Regions from separate parts of the Homo sapiens genome. Here all the other regions are linked to region 3. The links are chromatin contacts, found by Hi-C or POLR2A ChIA-PET in ENCODE. All regions are on one chromosome and are shown on one strand. The core of a region is the stretch at or near the end of the contact, and the rest is flanking DNA. Distances in the headings are between cores, read along the strand shown.

The links. Hi-C counts contacts between places; a loop is a spot of excess contacts on that map. ChIA-PET counts read pairs that join two places held with the same protein, here RNA polymerase II (POLR2A). Pooled maps may share reads with other maps.
Region 1: a loop to region 3 is called in a pooled map, with 13 times the contacts of the local background. The contact joins the promoter of ZNF260 here to the promoter of ZNF573 in region 3. A Hi-C loop is called at or near these places in 1 of 37 single-sample maps with no recorded cell type and 11 of 50 pooled maps. POLR2A ChIA-PET finds 5 or more read pairs at or near these places in 1 of 52 experiments (Panc1).
Region 2: a map of naive thymus-derived CD4-positive, alpha-beta T cell shows a loop between it and region 3 (22-fold over the local background). The contact joins the promoter of ZNF529-AS1 here to the promoter of ZNF573 in region 3. A Hi-C loop is called at or near these places in 1 of 168 maps with a recorded cell type or tissue (naive thymus-derived CD4-positive, alpha-beta T cell), 3 of 37 single-sample maps with no recorded cell type and 7 of 50 pooled maps.
Region 4: a map of CD4-positive, alpha-beta memory T cell shows a loop between it and region 3 (32-fold over the local background). The contact joins the promoter of ZFP14 here to the promoter of ZNF573 in region 3. A Hi-C loop is called at or near these places in 1 of 168 maps with a recorded cell type or tissue (CD4-positive, alpha-beta memory T cell), 2 of 37 single-sample maps with no recorded cell type and 10 of 50 pooled maps. POLR2A ChIA-PET finds 5 or more read pairs at or near these places in 1 of 52 experiments (OCI-LY7).
Region 5: a loop to region 3 is called in a map of naive thymus-derived CD4-positive, alpha-beta T cell, with 30 times the contacts of the local background. The contact joins the promoter of THAP8 here to the promoter of ZNF573 in region 3. A Hi-C loop is called at or near these places in 1 of 168 maps with a recorded cell type or tissue (naive thymus-derived CD4-positive, alpha-beta T cell), 1 of 37 single-sample maps with no recorded cell type and 12 of 50 pooled maps. POLR2A ChIA-PET finds 5 or more read pairs at or near these places in 2 of 52 experiments (HCT116 and activated naive CD4-positive, alpha-beta T cell).
Region 6: a loop to region 3 is called in a pooled map, with 12 times the contacts of the local background. The contact joins the promoter of ZNF382 here to the promoter of ZNF573 in region 3. A Hi-C loop is called at or near these places in 7 of 50 pooled maps. POLR2A ChIA-PET finds 5 or more read pairs at or near these places in 3 of 52 experiments (B cell, activated CD4-positive, alpha-beta T cell and naive thymus-derived CD8-positive, alpha-beta T cell).

The regions. Positions count from the first base shown.
Region 1 is chr19:36,525,951-36,529,548 of GRCh38, forward strand. It overlaps ZNF260 (zinc finger protein 260), which reads right to left and starts at 2,321. Exons shown (of 3, transcript NM_001166037.2): 1 at 2,269-2,321. RefSeq lists enhancers at 1,618-2,328, 2,069-2,698, 2,329-3,037, 2,849-3,048.
Region 2 is chr19:36,571,896-36,575,318 of GRCh38, forward strand. It overlaps ZNF529-AS1 (ZNF529 antisense RNA 1), which reads left to right and starts at 1,454. Exons shown (of 5, transcript NR_173348.1): 1 at 1,454-1,660; 2 at 2,926-3,005. ZNF529 (zinc finger protein 529) reads right to left here and starts at 1,397. Exons shown (of 5, transcript NM_020951.5): 1 at 1,245-1,397; 2 at 438-497. The coding sequence starts at 451. RefSeq lists an enhancer at 1,454-1,543.
Region 3 is chr19:37,778,236-37,781,895 of GRCh38, forward strand. It overlaps ZNF573 (zinc finger protein 573), which reads right to left and starts at 1,351. Exons shown (of 5, transcript NM_001172690.2): 1 at 1,309-1,351. RefSeq lists enhancers at 839-1,502, 1,294-1,588, 1,295-1,644, 1,503-2,165.
Region 4 is chr19:36,377,821-36,381,479 of GRCh38, forward strand. It overlaps ZFP14 (ZFP14 zinc finger protein), which reads right to left and starts at 1,381. Exons shown (of 5, transcript NM_020917.3): 1 at 1,343-1,381. RefSeq lists a silencer at 1,488-1,577.
Region 5 is chr19:36,052,500-36,055,981 of GRCh38, forward strand. THAP8 (THAP domain containing 8) reads right to left here and starts at 1,786. Exons shown (of 4, transcript NM_152658.3): 1 at 1,636-1,786. The coding sequence starts at 1,718. It overlaps WDR62 (WD repeat domain 62), which reads left to right and starts at 2,398. Exons shown (of 32, transcript NM_001083961.2): 1 at 2,398-2,649. The coding sequence starts at 2,473.
Region 6 is chr19:36,603,069-36,606,909 of GRCh38, forward strand. ZNF382 (zinc finger protein 382) reads left to right here and starts at 2,245. Exons shown (of 5, transcript NM_032825.5): 1 at 2,245-2,279. It also overlaps a transcript of ZNF529 not described here. RefSeq lists enhancers at 1,517-1,656, 2,637-2,696 and a silencer at 2,217-2,276.

The DNA.
Region 1 (3,598 bases), core at 1,071-3,570, 1.3 Mb before region 3:
ACCTTGCTCCTGAGTGAAGTCACATCTTTGCATATAATTTTTCCCCATAACACTTTTCTCATAAGTCTGAAGTAACCAACCTTGAGTGATATGGAAAAAAATACAGGAAATTATTCTGATGGTATTTATAGGTCAGAGCTCTAAAAAATTTAGAGGACTAATATTTTACTTAGATTAACTAGGAGAAGTTAAATATAGTAAGTGTCCTATAATAATAATCTTCCCTTGATATCACAGGAGATTGGTTCCAGGATCACTGTGGATACCAAAATCTGCAGATGCTCAAGTCCCTTATACTTCAAATATAAAGCCAGGCATGGTGGCTCACGCCTGTAATCCCAGCACTTTGGGAGGCTGAGGCAGGCTGACCACCTGAGGTCAGGAGTTCGAGACCAGGCTGGCCAAGATGGTGAAACCCTGTCTCTACTAAAAATAAAAAAATTAGCTGGGCATGGTGGCACACACCTGTACCTCAGCTACTTGGGAGGCTGAGGCAGGAGAATCGCTTGAACCCAGGAGGCAGAGGTGGCAGTGAGCCGAGATTGCACCACTGCACTCCAGTCTGGGTGACAGAGTGAGACTCCATCTCAAAAAAATAAAAATAAAGTGAATGGAAGTATATTTACATATAACCTATGCACATCCTCCCATATACTTTAAAATTATCTCCAGATTACTTATCATACGTAATACAACGTAAATGTCTGGTAAATAGTTGTTATACTGTATTGTTTAGGGAATCATGACAAGAAAAAAAAATCTGTACACGTACAGATACAACCATCGCAAGCTTAACAACAGTTATGATTCATGTTTGTTGAATCCGTGGAAGCAGAGCCTACAGACACAGAGGGCTGACTGTTCATTCACTGATTCAGCAAACATATACATTTATGATTATGTGTGCTGAGAAACCTTGGTTTACAATTTGTAATGGGATATAACAAATCAAAGGATCAAACTTACTTAGAAGCCTTCTCTAAGATGTAAGTGCCTTAGAACCTGGCTAGACAGTGCTATAAATTGCTGAAACAGGTACAGAGGGGAAATAGATGGAGGCAGACTGCAGGAAGAAGGAGCCCTTTAGACATAAAGAGCTTGAAGTTCCCTGTAACTTCCAGGTGGACTGCACATTGGGCAATTAGATAATATGGATTAGGAGCTCAGGACAAGCCTCCAGCAGAAACAGACATTTATTAGTCATCTGTATTAGATGAAGCCATGGATGGCAGTGTAATGTTGTTGCTGATAGGAGTACTTAGATGATCAAGGCCAGAAACTTAGAAACACCAATAGTTAGGGGAAAAGCAGAAACTAAGTCCTGTCTTCTTTGTATCTTTTACTTTTTCTGTATATTTCAAAACTATTAACCCTGTTACTTTTTTATTTTATTGAAAAATATGTTAAGAATAAGTGTGACAAGATACTTGAATATGTTGATATGTTAAGAATAAGTGTGACAAGATACTTGAAGATAGGATACTTCTATCTTTGTATACACAAGAAAAGAATTTCCCCTATATTTACAAAAGGCTGGGGAAACCCTGATTAAATTAGGAGTGAGATTGCTGCCCTCACTGACGAACTAGGGAGTTTCTTGACCTCTGCGCTAAAGGCAGGACAAGTAGCTTCCAAATTCTGTGCCGTCTGCGCTATTGGAAACTACCTCTTAAAGATATTCCTTAGTTCAGGGTTTCTCCAAGCAACTGCACCAAAGTTTCTCCAAAGTATTAAGAAAAGTCAATGCCTACTGGGTGTACAGGCACCCAGTAACAAGTTTTTCCGAAATCTTGCCTCTTTAAAAAAATAATGGAAAGGTAATGCTGATTTTGTTTTCTACTCCACAATAGGTCTGCTTTTATATAAAAAATCACCTTTAAAATTACTTATCCGCTCAATTCCTTAGCCTTTTCCGTTTCCTATTTTCCAGAAAACGCATCTTTATTATTTTAGAAATGAGAAAAGTGAGGCTTAGAGGTTACTACCTCACAAAGCCATCCGTCCATCCTCACAAACTTGGAACCAGTTTCTCACTAACTCTGCACCCTCAACACCCCCTCACACTCTCGGTCACCCACCCGCGAACCCACCCGAACTGTACCCCTGCCCCCAGCCACACAAGCTCGGATCACCGCACATCATAGAAGGCGATTCCTCCCCTCCATACTCCCAGCCCCGTCGCAGGCACTGCAAATCCTCCCCTCCAGCGTCCCTGGCCCGTTTCAGTGTCCAGAAACCCAAGTCCCACAGGGCCGAAACCCAACTCACCGGCAGACAAAGACGACCATGGCAAGTCGGAGATTCCGCGCCTGCGCACTCCTTCCGCGGGCAGCGCTCCCAGAGGTCTCCTGGGCTGGGCCAGGCCCCGACTCAGAACCGGACGGAATCGAGAGATCTTGGCCCGTCCTCCGTGCCACTCTTTTGAGGGTAGACTACATTTCCCAGAAGGTTCAGCGGTTTGAGTCAGCTTTTCGCGCGAACTTTTCCTCCGCCAGAGCTTGTGGGACTGTCTCCCTGGCCGGGGCAGGGGTGTAAGGCCTTAGTCTTAGTTTACTCTATCCCTGGGATTGGGTAGTGGTGTAACATCAGCTTAAACACGCTGTGCTGACTTTATGTAACAGCCACGGTGCGATACTAAGCCAGGAACCCCAGGAGACTCTCAGACACGGTTCGGGAATGAGGGTAATCCCTTTGGCTGGGCTCAAGCCGGGCGCCATCTTGCTCATCGCGGGCGTGGCGCTGAACTACATTTCCCAGAAGGCGCCGCGCCCTCGGCCCCTCCCCTCGCGACTCCCGCGGCTCGGGGGAGAGCTGCACGCGACCCAGGTGCTGGCCTCTGAGCGGGTCGGCTCGGAGACTACAGGATCAGGAGGAGGTTGGAGGTGAAGCGTCTGGAATCCGGTGCGGAGGTTGAGACTGAGTATTAAGTCTGTTCAGGCGGAACGCGCCGAGAAGGGCGGTTGTGAAATTGTGTTTTTGTGAATGTATGTCCTAGCACAGTGTGTGTGTGATTGTGATTGTGTGTGACACCTTGTGTACGGATGTGGGGAGGACTCTGCGGGTGTCCCGTGAGTCCCTGTGTTAGGACTGTTATTGTGTGACTGTGTAACGCTGTGTGAGGGTGTGGGTTAGCTGTGACTGTGTGCCCGCGGTGGGTGTGTGATTGTAACTCTGTGACCATATGTTCGTTTGTGTGCAGATATAGGGAGCTTTGTACTTATGTAGTTGTGACTCTGTGTCCTTGTGTGGGAGTATGGAGGGTGGGTGCTTGTGACTTTGTGTACAGTGGTGGGTGTGTGACTGTGAAGCATTGGGTGTGCGTGGAGTTGAGACTGTGTTTGTGTGTCTTTGACCAAATGTCACACATAGTCATATGTGAGAGCAGAAGACAGCTCGGCCCCGTGATAGTAAAGGGGATTTTTCTATGACACTGAGTTTTGAGTTGGAAGCCCCAGTTTCCTCTGATAGCCCTCCCATGGCGGGGGAGGGGAACGCAGAGTAAGCTCTGGCCTTGTCATTTGGGCCCTAGGGGAGGTGTATTGTCTCCCTTCTCATTTCTGTCCTCCAAGAGAGGTTCCCCAGAGGAGAGGAAATAACG
Region 2 (3,423 bases), core at 204-2,703, 1.2 Mb before region 3:
ACATAGCCTCTCTGCATAAAACTCCTATCATATTCCCACTCCTAAATGTCTCCAAAGCCAACTTTGTCACTTACTGATTAATACCTACCATCTCCTATCTTGCTTTGTTTGCAAATCAAGTCTGTAAATAAGATCAAAGGTATCTAGTGTGCCATTCTACTTAATCACTCGTCTCCTCCTTAACAAATTACATTCTAAAAAAAAGTTTTAACTTCTCCTCCAGGAGTTGTATTTCTATACCATAAAAATCCTTTGGAAAAAAAGAAGCACATGGGAGAATTGAATGATTTACCTAATGCATATGTGAATATTCAATGAAAGGGAAATGGGCATTTGGAAAGGCAATGGAGGACAAGGGGACCCATCTCTACGGTCCTGTTGTTAATTGGGAAGAGAAAACCAAGGGACCAGGTAAATGAACAAAAAAAAAAACTAACCTTGAGTTGGCCATTAGTACCAATGCTGTCTTCCACTTCAGGGGGCCTTCACTTGCAGAACTACATAACCAAGAGGGAGAAAGGACTCATGACATCCTGGACTGGTTAAATAAGAACACAGTGTTCACCACCAGAAAAGCCCATCACACACAACAAACACACCCAGATCGAAGAGGGAAACTAGAATACTGTCGACTCCTCCCCACATCCGAGAAAAAGGTACGACCAATGCCTAGCAGTTTCTAGGGAACACAGCTCAGGAAATACTGTAGTTCTTTAATGTATAAATGGCCTCCAAACTCATGCAAGGGGAGTTATCCCAGGAATGAATACTACACCTATGCCCTCCCCTTCACGTCTTCCCAGGAAACTTCATTTATCTATCTTATCTATCTATCTATCTATCTATCTATTATCTATCATTTATCTATCTTCTATATATCATCTATGTAATCTATCTATATGCGTGTGTGTGTGTGTATAAGACCTCACGAAGAGATTCCATCACAGACATCACAGAGTCGGAAAAATGACGCTTTACCCAAAACAAACTCCTACAGGCTCACGGAAAAAAACGAACAAACAAACAAACAAAAAAAAACAAAAAAACACTTCTACCCCGTTCACACTTATAGTTGGTCACAACAGTGCTGTCACACGATCACGTCACCGTAGACCAGGGTCACACGATAGACCCCGCCCCTACTCACCGTCCTGAGTCCGATCAAACAGCACCCACGGCACACACTAGGGTCTCCGTCTCTCACACACACACACCACAATGACGTCGTAAACAATAGCACTAACCACCATCGTCCGCAGCTCCCGCGTACAGAGGCCTCAGGCTCCCGGCTCCACGTGGACCGACCTCGCCCGGCAGCGCGGGGCCACCTCACCGCGAGCTCCTCCCGCAGCCCGGCCCGGGTCACCTCGACTCGCCAGGCTTAACTCAATAACCACAACACCGGAAAAGGAAGCAAAGGTCGAAGTTCATCCGCGGCCCTGAGGCCTGTGGGAAACGTAGTCCAACAACGAAAGAGCCCTGAAGCTCAAGCGGAGCCCGCTGGCCGCAGGGGCCGCACCACGCCCCAGACCCTGGAGTTTCCGGGTGCGCAGACCCTTGCCATCAGCAGAGGCTGCCGCTGCGCGTCCCCTAGGCGCGGAAGAGGCGGCTGGTGGTCCCTGACGGCAAGGTGAAGTCGAGGCAGTAATCGGGAACCCAGGTTGGGAGGACAGAATGGGGAACAGGAAGCTGGGGCGAGGGTGGTCTTGGGGGAGGTGGGGGGCCGCGGAATTCTAGGTGGCCCCTGCCTCACCTCTGGAAAGAACCGGAAGCCCGGGCCGGGGAGGGTGAAGGGAGTCGCGGACCCGGCTGCTCAGCCGAGGAGGAAACCCGGACCCCAGGCTGAGGGAGGCCGAAGAAGGAACTGGAGGGCCGGGCTGGGAAGGCCTGAAGCGGGTACAGCCTTTAGGCTGGGGAGGGTCGAGGGGAGAACTCGGAGCCTGAGTCGGGCGAGGTTTTGCTCCACTCTGGCTTCTAAGTGTGGGGGCCTCAGGATGTGACCCGTGGTCGTAAACCTGAGGGTGACTTGGAGTTTTTGTCCGTTTTGCACCATGAGAAAGGCCCCAGATGGAATCTGGCAGGTAGCGGCGGTTCAGTGTGTGTGTGTCTGCCTTAGGGCGTGTTTTACACTGTTGACGAAAAGACTCAGACTCTAAAGTATTTGAAGAGACTTATTCTGAGCTAAATATGAGTGACCAATGGCCGGTGGCCCAGCCCTCAGGAGATCTTGAGAACCTGTGCCCAGGGTGGACGGGATATATGTGGTTTTATACCTTTTAGGGAAACATGAGACACCAATCAAATACATGTAAAATGTACATTGATTCCCTCCGGAAAGGCGGGACAGCTGGAAGGTGGCTGGCCTTCCAGGTCATAGGTAGATTCAAAGATTATTTGATTGGCAATGGGTTGAAAGAGTTATTGACGTAAGACTTAGGAATGTCTCCAGGTAGCACGCTTCACAGAGAATAGATTGTAAATGTTTCTTTTCAGACTTGGGGTCTTTTCTATCAGTAATTCCAAAATGGAGGAGGGTATAATGAAGCATGTCCGACCCGCCCACCCCCGCCTTTCCATCATGGCTTTACTAGTTTTTCAGGTTAGGAATGCCCTGGCCAAGAGGAGGGGTCCATTCAAGATGGTCTGGGTGTGCTTAGGATTTTATTTTTGGTTTACAACACCAGCACCACCGGAGTTTGCTGGTGTCCTTTCCAGTCAGTTTCAAAGCAGAGACAGCCATAGTTCTGATTTGTGTCACTGTAACTGTCAGTTCCGGAATTCCATATTTCTCCTTTAGTTTACCCTAATGTGTGTGAGATTTCATGTGTAGTTCATTTTTCTTTTTCTGAACAGCACTCCATTGTGCAAATATACCACAATTTGTGTAGTCATTTTTCTGTTGTTGAACATTTGGCATATTTACAGGTTTTATACATTACGAATAAAGCTGGCACGTTTCCATTTCTCCTGGGCAAATATTTAGAAGAAAAGTTGCTGGGTAATTGGTAAGTTTACATTTAACTTTCCAAGAAGCTGATAAGCCTTTTAGAATGATTAGTTGTGATTTGTGTGTGTGAGATTGTGTAACTGGAGTAAGTAGTTTCTGAGTTTGCTTTGCTATGTTTGTATGGAATTATAAGATGGGCTCAACAGGGTTGTGAATGTCATGTAGGATCCATAGGATTGTGGCTTTGTGGAGTAGGTAAGATCACAGGAAACTGAATGTGTCTGTGCTAATTGTTATTTATCATGGTTTTGTGTGTACATTCCATGATAACTGAAAATGGATCACTATGTAAGTGATGTTAATGACTGAAGAACTCTGTGTGTCTGGTGTATTTCATTTTGCTTGCAGAATTATGACAGTTTCTAATAACTAAAATATCACAAGCATTGGAAACTAGGAGGTAAAATTATAATTTC
Region 3 (3,660 bases), core at 101-2,600:
CTGGGTGCGGTGGCTCACGCCTGTAATCCCAGCACTTTGGGAGGCCGAGGCGGGTGGATCATGAGGTCAGGAGTTCGAGACCAGCCTGGCCAAGATGGTGGGATTACAAGCATGCACCATCACGCCAGACTAATTTTTGTATTTTTAGTAGTGATGGGGTTTCGTCATGTTGGCCAGGCTGGTCTCGAACTCCTGACCTCAAGTGATCCGTCCGCCTTGGCCTCCTAAAATGGTGCGATTACAGGCGTGAGCCACCACACCCGGCCAAATATGAGAACGTTAATGAGATTCAGCTCAATGGCTCCCAACATCTACTGGAAAGAAAGCAGATTGGTATTAGGACATTCAGACACATTTCAGATGAAGTAAAACATACTCTAAAACCAGTAACCTTAGGAAAGAAAAAAGCCAACTAGCCTAAACATTGAGTTTTAGATGTGAAAGAATTTTTTTCCTCCTCATTAGAGTCCTTTTGAGGAATAGCAGGACCAGGGAGGGAGAAAAAAATCATGAGTTATCAGGCCTTTCCTTGAAGCACGGAATGCCTCCTTACACAATACCCTCCACGCCTTCCCTGTTCACACACTTTAACACATGGAGGTAGGAGAGAGGCTGGAATCTGGGTATGAGTTCACAGCAGGTTCCTGGGGTCAGAGCTCTGGGAAAGACGAGGTTCTGAGACAGGTAGCTCGCTCTCAGAGCTCACAAAGAAATAACCTCCCAGGCGTTTCCAATCTCACAGCAAGTCAATGCCTTCTTGCTGGAAAACTTGATGTAGAGTTCAGTATCCAACTTCCCTCTTGCAGACATTTTTTGTGTGTGTCAGCCGCAAGCAGCTGTGAGGAGGGAGGAGAGAAGCAGCAGCCGGGAACCTACAGCCAAGACTCAAAGTGACACCGCAGTGCCACCGCAATCAACGTACATGAAAAGGACAAGCACCTCATATCCCCGTCACGCAAGCACAGCCACTCACTCACCTGTCACAGCCTCACAACCGCACCCACCGTCAAGGAGGCACATCCCAGCCTCTCACACGCAGTTTCTCTGTCACACACTCTCAAACATTCCCCATCTGACATATACAACATTCTCTCACGTGCGCACTCAAATACCCTCCTCTGCTGTTCATGCACCCACGGGCCTGAGATTCCGATAACAACTGGCCGTCCACACTAGAGGCTTCCACGGTTAAAGGGCTTCCTCCACCACCCCGGCTGGTTTAGGTTGGGCTCCAACGTAACTTGATTGCCCAGAGCCCTCCCTGCGAGTACTCTGTGCCTGTTATATACTGAAATGAGTTCAACCCACCTTGCAAAAGAACCACGCGAAAACGGAAGGGAAGCCATAGATTGGGTGTTCCCGTTGCCCTCTGGGAAATGTAGTTTAAGCCTAAAGCTCCATGACCGCGGTGGCTTGTGGGAAAAGTGGCTCGGAACCCCAAATCCCGGTTAGATTGCAGGCACCGCCGGACGCTGGCTCCCGGAGGTTTTAGTTTTCCCTCTACCAGGAGTGTGAAGACACAGAGACTTATTGCGCTGGCGAAGATGGCTGAGGCGAAGGCGTGTCCGACTTGTCCTCGGAGTTCTGAGGGTTTCAGTGACCCCAGAAGGCTGAGAAGTGGAATCCGAACTCGAGGCTGCCCGAAGCCTCGGGCTGTTTGAGTGTAGAGCCGGTAGGGGAGGGCTTTCAAAGTGTGGCCGCGAGGGCGAGCGTGGGGGATCGGTTATGAGCTCCCGAGGGCGGGGACTCTGCTCTGTGTCCCCTGAGGAAGTCCAGTCTTGTTATAAGGTATGAGAAAAGTAACTTTTTAAAAATGGACAAATAATAATTGTATGTTTTATATACTGATAGGGTACAATATGCTGTTTTGATCTATGTTTACAATGCGAAATGATTAAATCAAGCTAATTAAATCCATCACCTCACTTTTTTGTGGTGAAAACATTTAAAATCTACTTTTAGCAATTTTGAAACATGCAACACATTATTTATGTAGTTGCTATTCTATGCAATCGATTAACAAAGTTTATTTCTCCTGACTAACTGAAATTTTGTACTGTTTTAATTAACATCTCCCTTTTCCCCATTTTTCAGTCTCTGGTAAACACCATTCTTTGCCTCTTAAGAGTTAGACTTTTTTAGATTCCACAAATACCACTTATGTGGTATTTGGTATTTATCTTTCTGTTACTGGCTTCTCTCACTTAGCATAATGTCCTCCTGGTTTATCCATGTTGTCACAGATGACAGAATTTTCCTTGTTTTATTTTTATTTTTTATTTATTTTTTAAAAATCTATTTACTTATTATTATTTTTTGAAACGGAGTTTCGCTCTTGTCACCCAGGCTGGAGTGCAGTGGCACAGTCTCAGCTCACTGCAACCTCTGCCTCCCCTGTTCAAGCGATTCTTGTGTCTCAGCCTCCCAAGTAGCTGGGATTATAGGCATGCGCCACCACGTCGGCTAATTTTTGTATTTTTAGCAGTGACAGGGTTTCACCATGTTGATCTGGCTGGTCTCGAACTCCTGACCTCAGGTGATCCACCCACCTTGGCCTCACAAAATGCTGCATTTACAGGCGCGAGCCACTGTGCCCGGCCGATTTTCCTCTTCTTAAAAAGTGAATAGTATTCCTTTATATATACATATATATATGTGTATAAGGTTATATACATAATATATATAATATGTAACATTTTCTTTATCCACTTATAACATGCTGGACACCTAGGTTGCTTCCGTATCCAATGCAGAATAATGCTGCAGTGAATGGTAGTGCAGTTATCTCTTCAGCATGCTGATTTCAATTCCTTTAGCTATACACCCACCGGTGGGGTTGCTGGAACATATAGTAATTCTATTTTTAGTTTCTGATGAATCTCCATATTATTTTCCATCATGGCTGTATTAATTTACATTGGGAAATGTACGTACTTTTGATGTTGTTGTGAATGGACTGGTTTATTCAATAAATTGTGTTAGGTACATTGACTAATAGTGTGTAGAAGTAAAGTTATATTTACTTAATTCTTAAAGGTATAGTCAAAACAGACTGAATAATTAAATGTAAAAATGATCTGGAGAAAACCTTTTTTTTTTTTTTTGAGATGGAGTCTCGCTCTGTTGCCCAGGCTGGAGTGCAGTGGCGCGATCTCGGCTCACTGCAATCTCTGTCTCCCGGGTTCAAGTGCTTCTCCTGCCTCCCGGGTTCAAGTGCTTCTCCTGCCTCAGCCTCCCAAGTAGCTGGGATTACAGGCATGTGCCACCACACCTGGCTAATTGTATATGTTTTAAAAAATTAACTTAGGAATAGATTTTCTAAGCTAAATTGAAGGGAAATGCTAAGGAAATAGTGAGATTTTACTTGATAATTATGTGTCTGAATGAATCAGCCAATTAATAAAATTAAAACAGACCTCGGGCCATGGTGCATGCCTGTCATCCCAGTACTTTGTGAGGCCAAGACAGAGATCGCTTGAGTCCAGGAGTTTGAGCCCAGCCTGAGCAACACATCAAAACGCTGTCTCTACAAAAAAATACAAAAATTAGCCAGGCGGGGTGGCTCATGCCTGTAGTCCCCACTACTTGGGAGGCTGAGGCAGGAGGATCACCTGAGCCTGGAGAAGTCGAGGCTGCAGTGAGCTGTGATCGTGTCACTGC
Region 4 (3,659 bases), core at 131-2,630, 1.4 Mb before region 3:
GGGTAACAGACCCAGACTCCATCTCAAAAAATACAAAAAAAAACAAAACAAAACAAACCTACTGGAAAGGGGTAGGAATTGGAATCTACCTTCATCACCCCATCATTCACTGGGAAGGAAGGCCAAAGCACCAGGTCAGTGGACAGGACATTTCAGGGGTTAAAGTCTAACTAGCTGAAGATTAACTGGAACAAGCCCGCATAGTCTGACAAAATCATATCTATTGACTGGCAGAAAGGGAGAAAATTCCACAGGAAGGGTTGGAATAGAATGGACGAGAGAGACGAGAAAAGCTCTTTCGTAAACGGTTGAGTTCCAGCTGAAAGATTCTAAGGAGGATCTAATGACAGCTGCAATCTGGAATGGCTGCTGTTTCCGAGGTGAGATTAGGAGAGGCAGGGATTAATGAGATATTGAATGCAATCATGAGTGTAATCAAGAGGGTATCCCCAGTAATAAAATGAAAACAGCAAAGCAAGTCTAGAACATCACTGGTAAGAAAACTGTAATCTCTCAAAGAGGGAGTCATTATGCCATTTTACAACTACTGCACCACCTGGGGAGAAATCATGTTTTCTATTAATTTTGCAACTGGCTTTATCTGTCTCTTCCTTCCTAGCCTGATTAATGACAGAGCTGCTTCATTGTTCAGTCCGAGCTGATTTTCATTCCACAGAAGAGGAAAGCAAATGCCCCCACGCCCAGAAAAAATAAAAATTACACTTCATGGAACAAAACGGAAACACAAACTCATCTGGATGTTGACTTGTCTATATGCAACAGCAATCATTTCCTCCTCTCCCCGCTGCCTTCCTAAAGAACAGCAGGATTGGGAAAGGAGACGGGAATCTTGAGACCGCGGGCCTTTCCTGGAGCCGGCCTTGGCTGAGCAGGACACACCCCCGCTAGCGCACTTGCTCCCTCCGTCTACTGCGCGCAAAACCCGATGGAAATAACAGGGAGCCTGGAATAAAGCTGACCCTTTCCCGTATCAGAGCGAAAGGCCAGGTACACGAAGACGGGGCTGGGATCTGTCTCCGAGTTCCCCGCAGTTTCCATGGGAGGGAGCTCGGGTAAAGCTGTGCAATCTGCAGTTCTTCAGACTGCGTCTTTTTGTTTGGGGGCCTTCATTCACTCCGGGGTTCCTGTATCTAACTCGGAGCCATTCCGGGCCGCTGGACCTGGGCGGCTCTGAAGCGAGAAGGCAGAGGACGCAACAGGGCACCCGGCGCCCAGTCAGCGCCACAAACTCCACAGCTACTGCCTCCTGGCTCACACTGAGGTCTGCGCCGCCCCCGCGCCACCCCCGCGCCCATTGCCTCGGTGCAAGCGACCAACTCACCTCTCGGAGCCGACACCAGCAGCGAAGCCGGAAAGAACTGCGAGCGGAGGCCTGTGGGAAATGTAGTCCGCCGATGGGAGGGACTGGTTCCAGCCCCAACGGGCTGCGCGGAGTGCGCATGCGCGGGGGCCGGAGCCCCGGGTGCGCTCGGGGCGGGAAGGCCCTCCGCGCTGCGTGGGGCTGAGGCGAGCTCGGGCTTGCGTTTGCTTTTGTCGCTGAGGAAGACTTTTATTTGTTTATTTTCTTGAGACAGGGTCTTACTCTGTCGCCCAGGCTGGAGTGCAGTGGCGTGATTAGAGCTCACTGCAGCCGCGACCTCCCGGGCTCAAGCGACCCTCCCACCCGAGCCTCCAGAGTAGCTGGGACTGCAGGCGCGCGCCACCACGCCCAACTCATTTTTTAAGTTTTTATAGAGACCAGATCTCCCTATGTTACCCAAGCCGGTGTCGAACTCCTGGGCTTAAAAGATCCTCCCGCCTGAGCCTCCCAAAGTGCTGGGACTACAGGCGTGAGCCACCAGGCTCAGCCGCGGAGGATTTAGAAAGAAGTTTTGGCACCAGCAGATGCCTAATATGTGTACTAAACACCTACCAGTTACTCACTGCATACACCCAAGCAAGGTGTGGGCACACATCAGGCATGCAATGAAAATACTCTCAAAGCCCACCAGAACCTGGAGCAGGACGTAAACCTAGAAAGGTCGCTCGTGCTCACTGCCCTCTCCCTTTCTCCCACTCTGTCTCTGTCTCTGTGTGTGTGTGTGTGTGTGTGTGTGTGTGTGTGTGTGTGTGTGTCTCGTATCTCCTGCAGTTGTGAATGTATTGTTCTACTAAAAATACAAAAAATTAGCCGGGCGTGGTCGCGCGCGCCTGTAATCCCAGCTACTCAGGAGGCTGAGGCAGGAAAATCGCTTGAACCCGGGAAGCGGAGGTTGCATTGAGCTGAGATCCGCCATTGCACCCCAGCTTGGGCAACAAGAGCGAAACTCCGTTTCAAAAGAAAAAGACTAACTGGAGAGGTCTGTCTCCAATGAGACTGAATTTGTCCTGTCCTGCGTTCCTTCAGGAAAGAAATGGGATAAGCCCACCAGGGACCACCCTGAGGCATCTTCTGTATCCCAAATTCTTTGATATATTAGTTAATACATGAAAGAATTTGTTCTTTCCTTAAGAATATAAAACTTTAGAAGATATTTGAAAATGCCTCGGCAATCTGGTTTCATTTTGCAAACAATAGGATATGCATGAAATAGGAGATAAATGAAAAATCTGAGCTACTTTATAACTACTAAGAAGGTGGCCAGACGCGGTGGCTGACGCCTATAATCCCATCACTTTCGGGGGGCCGAGGCGGGTGGATCACCTGAGGTCAGGGGTTTGAGACCAGCCTGGCCAACATGGTGAAACCCCGTCTCTACTAAAAATACAAAAAAATTTAGCTGGGCATGGTGACGCACACCTGTAGTCCCAGCTACTCGGGAGGCTGAGGCAGAAGAATCGCTTGAACCAGGGAGACGGAGGTTGCAGTGAGCCAAGATCGTGCAGCTGCACTCCAGCCTGGGCGACAGAGCAAGACGCCGTATCAAAACAAAAACGAAAACAAAACAAAACAAAAAAAACTACTAAGAAGGCCGAAGGCCCAAAGTATTTTTTTAATTCAAAATCACGGTCCTATGTACATGTTTACAATTAAATTTATGTAAGGAAATCAACACTCCATTAAAAAAACAATAAAAAGAATTATTAAAATAGCTCCTCCATATTCTCTGTTTTGACTAAGTTTTTTTTTTTTTGAAACAAAGTCTTGTTCTGTCACCCTACCTGGAGTGTGGTGGCACAATACTGTCTCACTGCAACCTCAGCCTCCCAGGTTCAAGGGATTCTCCTGCCTCAGCCTCCTGAGTAGCTGAAATGACAGGTGCCCACCACCACGCCCAGCTAATTTTTTGTATTTTTAGTGGAGACGGGGTTTCACCACGTTGGCCAGGCTGGTCTCAAACTCCTGGCCTCAAGTGATCCGCCTGCCTCAGCCTCCCAAAGTGCTGGGATTACAGGCTTGAGCCACTACACCTGGCCTCGTTTTGACTAAGTTTTGAGGCCTTCTGACACTAGGGGCTAAATTCTTCACACCCTCTCTGGTGAGGAGACTGCTGGTGAAGATAACTAACTGTAGGTCATTTTCCTTGTCCAACAGCCCCAGAGAATTAACGCCTGACTTCACTGAGGTACGATGGAGGGATTTTTGGAAAGGGCCCTGCTCTGCTCTGTGTCAAATGATGGGGCACTTGGTCCAATATCATGCTCACTGACCTTCTGAA
Region 5 (3,482 bases), core at 536-3,035, 1.7 Mb before region 3:
GGCCTTTGTTTTGTGAGGGAGTCTCAACAAACAGAGTTATTTTTTAGGTGAAATGTAAACTAAGCAGTGTTCAGATTGCCTCAAAGCAAATCAGAACTGTGTGTAAAGGGATCAATATCAGGTCCGGATGGTGAAGTGGGCCCAGGGTTTGTCTTCTCAGATGCAATAAAGTTTACATAGATGTAGAATATTGTGTCCTTATCTGAAGCTCCAAACCTGGATTGTAAATAGGGACTGCTTTTCTGTGTCAAAGTGACTTAGCTCCTCCAAGCAAAAGTGAGATGTTTCATTCTTACTTGATGTGATTTCAAACAGCAAAGTTTGTGATCATCTCTGACTTTAGACAACCAAAGTTTCCTACTAAGAAAGCAGTAGACACTCAAAGGATGGGAATTCTGCCACTTTACATCTGCAGTATGTCCAAGAGAAATATTTTTTCCTGGCTGGGTGCAGTGGCTCACGCCTGTAATCCAAGCACTTTGGGAGGCCGAGGCAGGAGGACTGCTTGTGCCCAGGAGTTTGAGACTAGACTGGACAACATAGGGTGATCCCATCTCTCTCTTTAAAAACAAAATTTTTTTTTTTGAGACGGAGTCTCACTCTTGTTGCCCACGCTGGATTGCAGTGGCCTCATCTTGGCTCACTGCAACCTCTGCCTTCTGGATTCATGCGATTCTCCTGCCTCAGCCCACGGAGTAGCTGGAATTACACGCATGAGCCACCACGCCCATCTAATTTTTGTATTTTTAGTAGACACGGGGTTTCACCATGTTGGCCAGGCTGGTCTCGAACTCCTGACCTCAGGTGATCTGCCCGCCTCGGCCTCCCAAAGTGCTGGGATTACAGGCGTGAGCCACCAAGCCTGGCAAAAAAAAAAAAAAAAAAAAAAAAAAAAAAAAATTTAAATTATCCAGGCATGGTGGCGCGTGCCTCTGGTCCCAGCTACTTGGTAGGGTGAGGTGGGAGGATCACTTGAGCCCGGGAGGTCGAGGTTGCAGTGAGCTGTGATCGTTCCACTGCATTCCAGCCTGGGCGACAAAGCGATCTTGTCTCAAAAAAAAAAAAAAAAAAAAGCAAAGAAATGTTTTTTCCTAGTAATTCTTCCACCAACTGGCTTATGTCAGCCAGATAAATAAGGAGACAGATCTTTTACAGTCGAAGCTAATTCTGACTTTCCCAAGTATGACGAAAGAGGTAAGGATGACATTTTTTAAACCTAAGCAACAAGAAGAATGAAGCACGCTACTAAGATAAGACAGACTGGAAGGTTTTGGGGAGACACGATCGCAAGCTCAGTTTCGGATGCTCTGAGTTTCAGATGGCTCAAATGCGTGGGGAGGGCAAGTGGGCATCTGCAGGCTCTCTAACAGCCTGCACCGACTTCACTTCTTACATCCCTTTCACTCTTCGGCTCGCTTCGCTCGCTATCTGTAGTCAATCGTCTACTCCTGTTTCCCACGCCTGCACCTTTGTATGTGCAATGGACACTGCCAGGAAGGCCATCTCCTCATGGTTTAACCCCACTTCCTAACACCCTCAAGCAAGACCAGAAGCCCCGCACAGCAGCACTAATGCTCGGGCCCCACCCCTCTCAGGGTCCCGCCTCCCTCAAGCCCCGCCCCGCGCTGCGCTCACTTGTAGAAGCTCACAGGGCGGTTGTCTGCACCCAGGCGGCCCGCAGTGTTGGAGCAGTTCGGCGCCCTGCAGTACTTGGGCATGGCTATCCAGCCCCCGCTGAGTTTTGCCGGGTCAGCGGCTGCACTTTGGTTCTCGCGGAGCGCCGCCTAACCCCGCCCCACCCGCGCTCGCCGCCTGCCTCACGTGACGTCCGTGGAGTCTCGTCACGTACCGGGGAGAGAGCTGAGAGCGCCTGCCTACTAGGCGCCCCTCCACAGTGCCACAGTCCCGCCCTCGTCACGTGACGAATGGGCCATAGCGAGTACTGTGCACCTGCGCAAAGCCGGCCCTTCGTCACCCCGACTTTCATCACGTGTTGGGGGGAAGGGCGGCGTCACGGCGTTTCTGAGCCTGCGCCAACCAAATCAACTGGCTAGTCAATCTCTTACGGCTCCACCCTACGCCTACATCCGGGCAACCGTTGGGGCGCACATAGTTCCTCTAGGTGGCGGCAAAAACCGAGGTGAGGCGGCCGTGGCCTTAGCCTCGTAAAAATTAAAACCTGTATGTTTCAGCGAATAATGAAAACGCAGTCTGGATGAAAGACCCCATGACGCTTAATCAGGCATCCAGTACACTGGCTGTGGCCCCGCCCCGCCAGGCACTCGCTCCGCCTCTTCGCCCCCATTGGTTCTAAGCGCCGCCCGGCATCCCTGCGATTGGCTAGGCCGGGCCCGTCGCGTCCAATAGGCGGTGGCGCCGGCTTTCCCGCGGCTGTTCGCTGTTCCAGTGGGTCGTGGCGGTGGCGGCAGCGGCGGTTAGGGGATGTAACGGTCGCCCGCCTCCGGCGTGACGATGGCGGCCGTAGGGTCCGGAGGCTATGCGCGGAACGATGCAGGGGAGAAGCTGCCCTCTGTCATGGCGGGAGTTCCGGCGCGGAGGGGCCAGTCCTCCCCGCCCCCCGCCCCACCAATCTGCCTACGGCGGCGGACGCGACTCTCGACGGCCTCCGAGGAGACGGTGCAGAACCGGGTGAGAAGCTGCTCGCCATGTCTACCCCAGTTCCAGGCTTCCTAGGTTTCCCCTAGTCCCGTCCTGAGAACTGTGGCCCCGACATCAGCCCCCGGCCAGTCCCCTCAGGTTGTTCCCTGCCATGCCTCGTCCCCTAACCCCCGCCCCTTTAGCCACGGCCCCTCCCACTTTCTCCTCGCTGCTTTCCCGGCTCCACCCTCAGCGTTGGAGCAATTCGGGGGTTCCTCGCTGGTTCCCACCCGTGGAAATGCATTTTGCTTCTGTAAATCACAGCCTAGTCCTGCTATATTTTAACCCCCGTTCTATCGCCTTTAGACGTCACGATCATAGCTCACTGCAGCCTCACTGCCCTGGCCCCCGCTGAGTCATTAAGGTCCCTTCGAGGGTTCGGTCCAGAGTGTTACCTGCCCCAACTCTTCCTCGCTTCTACCCCGCCTTCTCTCACCTTCTGCGATCTCTATCCTTTTTCCTCACCAAGGTGGGATTCTTAATCCATATTGTCACTCAAAACTATGAGAAAGACGTGAGAAGTTATTTATAAAATCTCTGCAGTGCTGCCTGGGGAGGAGGGCGTACAGAACAGTTCCCTAAATCCTGAGACAGAAAAATGGAAAGAAATGATTTCACAGTAGGTAGAAGGAATTCCATTAGCACAGCGGCAATTAAAAAAATTGTTTTCCAGCTGTGTAGGCACAAAATCTGTTTTTATAAAATGGAGATGATAAGAACCATACTACTGGTAGGGCGCGGTAGCTCACGTCTGTAATCCCAGCACTTTGGGAGGCCAAGGTGGGCTGTTCACCTGAGATCAGTTCAAGACCAGCCTGGCCAAC
Region 6 (3,841 bases), core at 995-3,494, 1.2 Mb before region 3:
TAATATTCTAACTCCTAAGGTCCTCTAAAACAAAAAAAGTTACTATAACCATTCAAACGATCTCCTATCTTGCTGTTTTTCCACTCATGTCTCTGAAGAAAATCTAAACTATCTAATGTGTAATTCTACCTAAGCAATTGGTCTCCTCCGTAACAAATCACCGTGTGAAGGCAGACTATTTCTATGTCATGAGAATGCTTAAACAAAAAGAGCACACAGGAGAAGTGAACATACTGTCAAGGTGTTATATGAAAATTAACTCTAGGAAGGGCATCTGATGAGGTACTGGAAAGAAGGAGATCTGTCTTCATAATGTCATCAGTAACTGGGAAGAGAAGGACTAGAGACCAGGTAAATAGATAAGTCACTATTTGGTGAGCATTTCAAATGAAGTTATTCCACATCCTGAAAAACAAAAATGCATTTCATAAAACAAAGAAAAAAATCAAAATGACCTCCAGCTTTGCTTTAAAATGTGCAACTACAATGCTTTTCTTCTCTCAGAGCTCTTCTCTTGGAATACAGCAAAATGTGGAAAGAAAGGGAATCACAATATACTCAGCCTTTCTTGGAGCCCAGACAGGCTAAATAAGAACACATTCTTCACCACCGGCAAGCTTCCATAACCCATGCTGAATATGACCAGATGGAAGTATGAGAAAGACTGGAATATTGTTGACTCTTCCCTTCATAAAGAAAAGTCAGGTTCACCAAAGCCTGGGACTGAAATGTTTCTGTATTCACAATAATTTCCTTTAGACAGCTATGAAAATGCTGTGGATCTGCAATATTCAACTTGCCCCCACAGAGCTTCCAAAAGGGATCTTTTGGCTAGGCACGGTGGCTCACGCCTGTAATCCCAGCACTTTGGGAAGCCGAGGCGGGTGGATCACCTGAGGTCAGGAGTTCGAGACCAGTCTGACCAACATGGTGAAACCCCGTCTCTACTAAAAATACAAAAATGAGCCGGGCATGGTGGTGCATGCCTGTAATCCCAGCTACTCGGGAGGCTGAGGCAGGAGAATTGCTTGAACCCGGAAGGCGGAGGTTGCAATGAGCCGAGATTGCGCCACTGCACTCCAGCCTGGGCAACAAGAGCAAAACTCCATCTCACACACACACACAAAATCTTTGGAGAAACGAATCCTACTCCTGGGGCCTCAATATCATATCTTCCCAGAACCTTGCCTTGGGAGCAATTCCAGCTCTAACATCTCCATATCAAACACGAGGCTGTGCATATCAGAACACAGCCTTGTCCATGTGAAACACAAGGCTGTGCTTTTTCAGTTGGAAACTTCATTCTGGATCTCAAATATCCAACTTTCTTTTCGATAGCCATTTGACTGCACACTGTGCAACGTGGTTATAAGGTGAAATGACTGAGGCAGTGAAAGAAATCCCAGTATAACAAACTCCAAGAAACCACGTAACTTAAAATTGGCCCCAGAGGTTGGCGAGGCTGCATGCCACTGTGTATTATGCATTATGAAAGCGACAGGGGCCATGCTTTAGAACAGAAGGTCTCAGAGTCTTCACAGACACAGATCGAGCCATACGGGGACCTTGTCCACGTATTCCTGAGCCCCAGAACTGCAGAAATCAAACTCTACAAAAGCTGCACCAGGCCAGTTTTGATCACAGTCTCCAGTGGGTCACAACAGCGCTGTCACAGGATCACTGATAACAGCATGACACATTCATAGTCACCGCTCAGCGCCGTCACACAAACGGCCCCGCCCCCACTCAGTCCCGCGGGCCCAATCGGGGACAGTCAGGGCTGTCCCGGGCTGTGCACCTGCTGTGCACACACACCCCCTGCTGTGCACACCCCCCGCCCCCCCGGGACCATCACAGGCGCGCCCACTCACACCACCACACACGGACGCAGCCACAGAACGGCACACACAAACACAATCACACAGTCTCCCTCCCCAGCAGGTGACTTGCACACAGGCCTGGGGCTTCTGCCTCCACAAACCCTCTCCGCGTCCCATGAACCCAGGTCCCCTGCCGTGAGCTCTTCTCGCATCCAGACCCGGGTCACCTCAACTCACCACATGGAAAACGAACACCAGGTCAACGGAAAAGGGAGCCGGGGTCCTGGCAGAAGCGTAGTGCCAGCCGCAATAGGGCGGCCGTGGGTGCAAACGGAGGGGAGCGCCGGCAGCTAGCACCGCGCGGCGACTAACGGGCCGCCCCGGAGACTCCTGGGAGCTCAGGCCCACGCGCGAGTGCGCAGGCGCAGACGACTCACCCTGGGCCGGGGGTGAGGCTTGGTGGGTGCCAGGGGTGCTGAGGAGGCCAAGGAGGGCACTGGGAGCTCCGTTCCGGGAGAGCTGTCTAAGGACGCGGAACCGGGTGGGGAGGCCAGGGAGGTAACCAAGAGTCCGAGCCGGGCCTGGAAATTCTGAGGAGGAAACCGGGACCGCGGTATCCAGACGCTCCGATCTGTACGAGCCGGGCCTCGGGCGTGGTCCATGGGCGTGACCTTGAGGGTGACCCGGAGCGAGCTCCGCGAAGGGGGATTTTGCCCGTTCTGATCCCGCGGAAGCGCCATCGCTGGCGGCGGGTCCCCGCGCGGAGCGGGCGCTGTGTGTTCGCGCGCGCGGGCGCGCGCTGAATAGGGGTGGCCTCCTGCGCCCAACCTGCTGCATTTTAGGTGCTTGCCTCTCTTTGGGATGTTGTGGCCGATTGTGTGTGAAAAGTGAACGGAGTAGTGTTGCTGCGCGAGGTTTCCTCTGCGTGTGTCTATTTTTAGATTAGGTGTGAGTCGCATTTGAGACTGCCTTTGAGTGTGGAGAATTGCAAGTGATTTGTAGGTGTGGTTGTGACTGCCTGGAGTCGTGTTAGCTGCTGTCTGAGGTTGTGAATGACAAGTGGGGCCTGTAGGTTGGTGGTTCTCTGAAGGATGTTTGATTGACTGTGACTCTGCATGTGTTTGTAACCTACTGTTACTTCTGGTGGTTTTGTGGCCTTAGTGACCTAAATATTTGAATGATTGAGGAACTCTGTTATGACCATGGCTAGTTGGTTATGTAAGACTTGATTATCTGAATAGTAGCCATTAAGCCTGCCTCCAAAACTGTAACTAAGTAGCAATTTAGCAAATAAAATAGAGATAACAGTATCAGAGGGGAAGAGATGATTTTCATAATTCCCAGATTCATTTCCTGGAAACACCATATTAACTAAAACCAGTATGTTGAAATGAATAGCATTCCATTGGGGACATGCAGGAAATTTTTTTTTTTTTTTTTTTTTTACCATAACTACCACTTTTGTTGTTGTTTTTTGTTTGTTTTAAGACAAGGTCTTGCTCTTTTGCCCAGGCTGGAGTGTAGTGGCATGATCTCTGCTCACTGCCACCTCTACCTCTGAAGTTCAAGTGATTCTCCTGCCCCAGCTTCCTGAGTAGCTGGGACTACAGGCTTGTGCCACCACGCTCGGCTAGTTTTTGTATTTTTAGTAGAGATGGGGTTTCACCATGTTGCCCAGGCTGGTCTTGAACTCCTGACCTCAAGTGATCCCCTCCCCCCGCCCCCTCGGCCTGCCAAAGTACTGGGATTACAGGTGTGAGCCACTGTGCCTGGCATAACTACCACTTTCAACACTTGTATATGAGTGAGGTTTCCTACTCCCTTAGGCTTGCTAAGATAATAAAAAGTATTTGATAGATTTTTAATAAGTCCAGTCTCACTGTAGTAATTAAAATAGTTATTTTGCGGGCCTGGTGCAGTGACTGATGCCTGTAATCCCAGCATTTTGGGAGGCCAAGGTGGGCAGATCACCTGAGATCGAGAATTCGAGACCAGCCTGACCAACATGGAGAAACCCCATC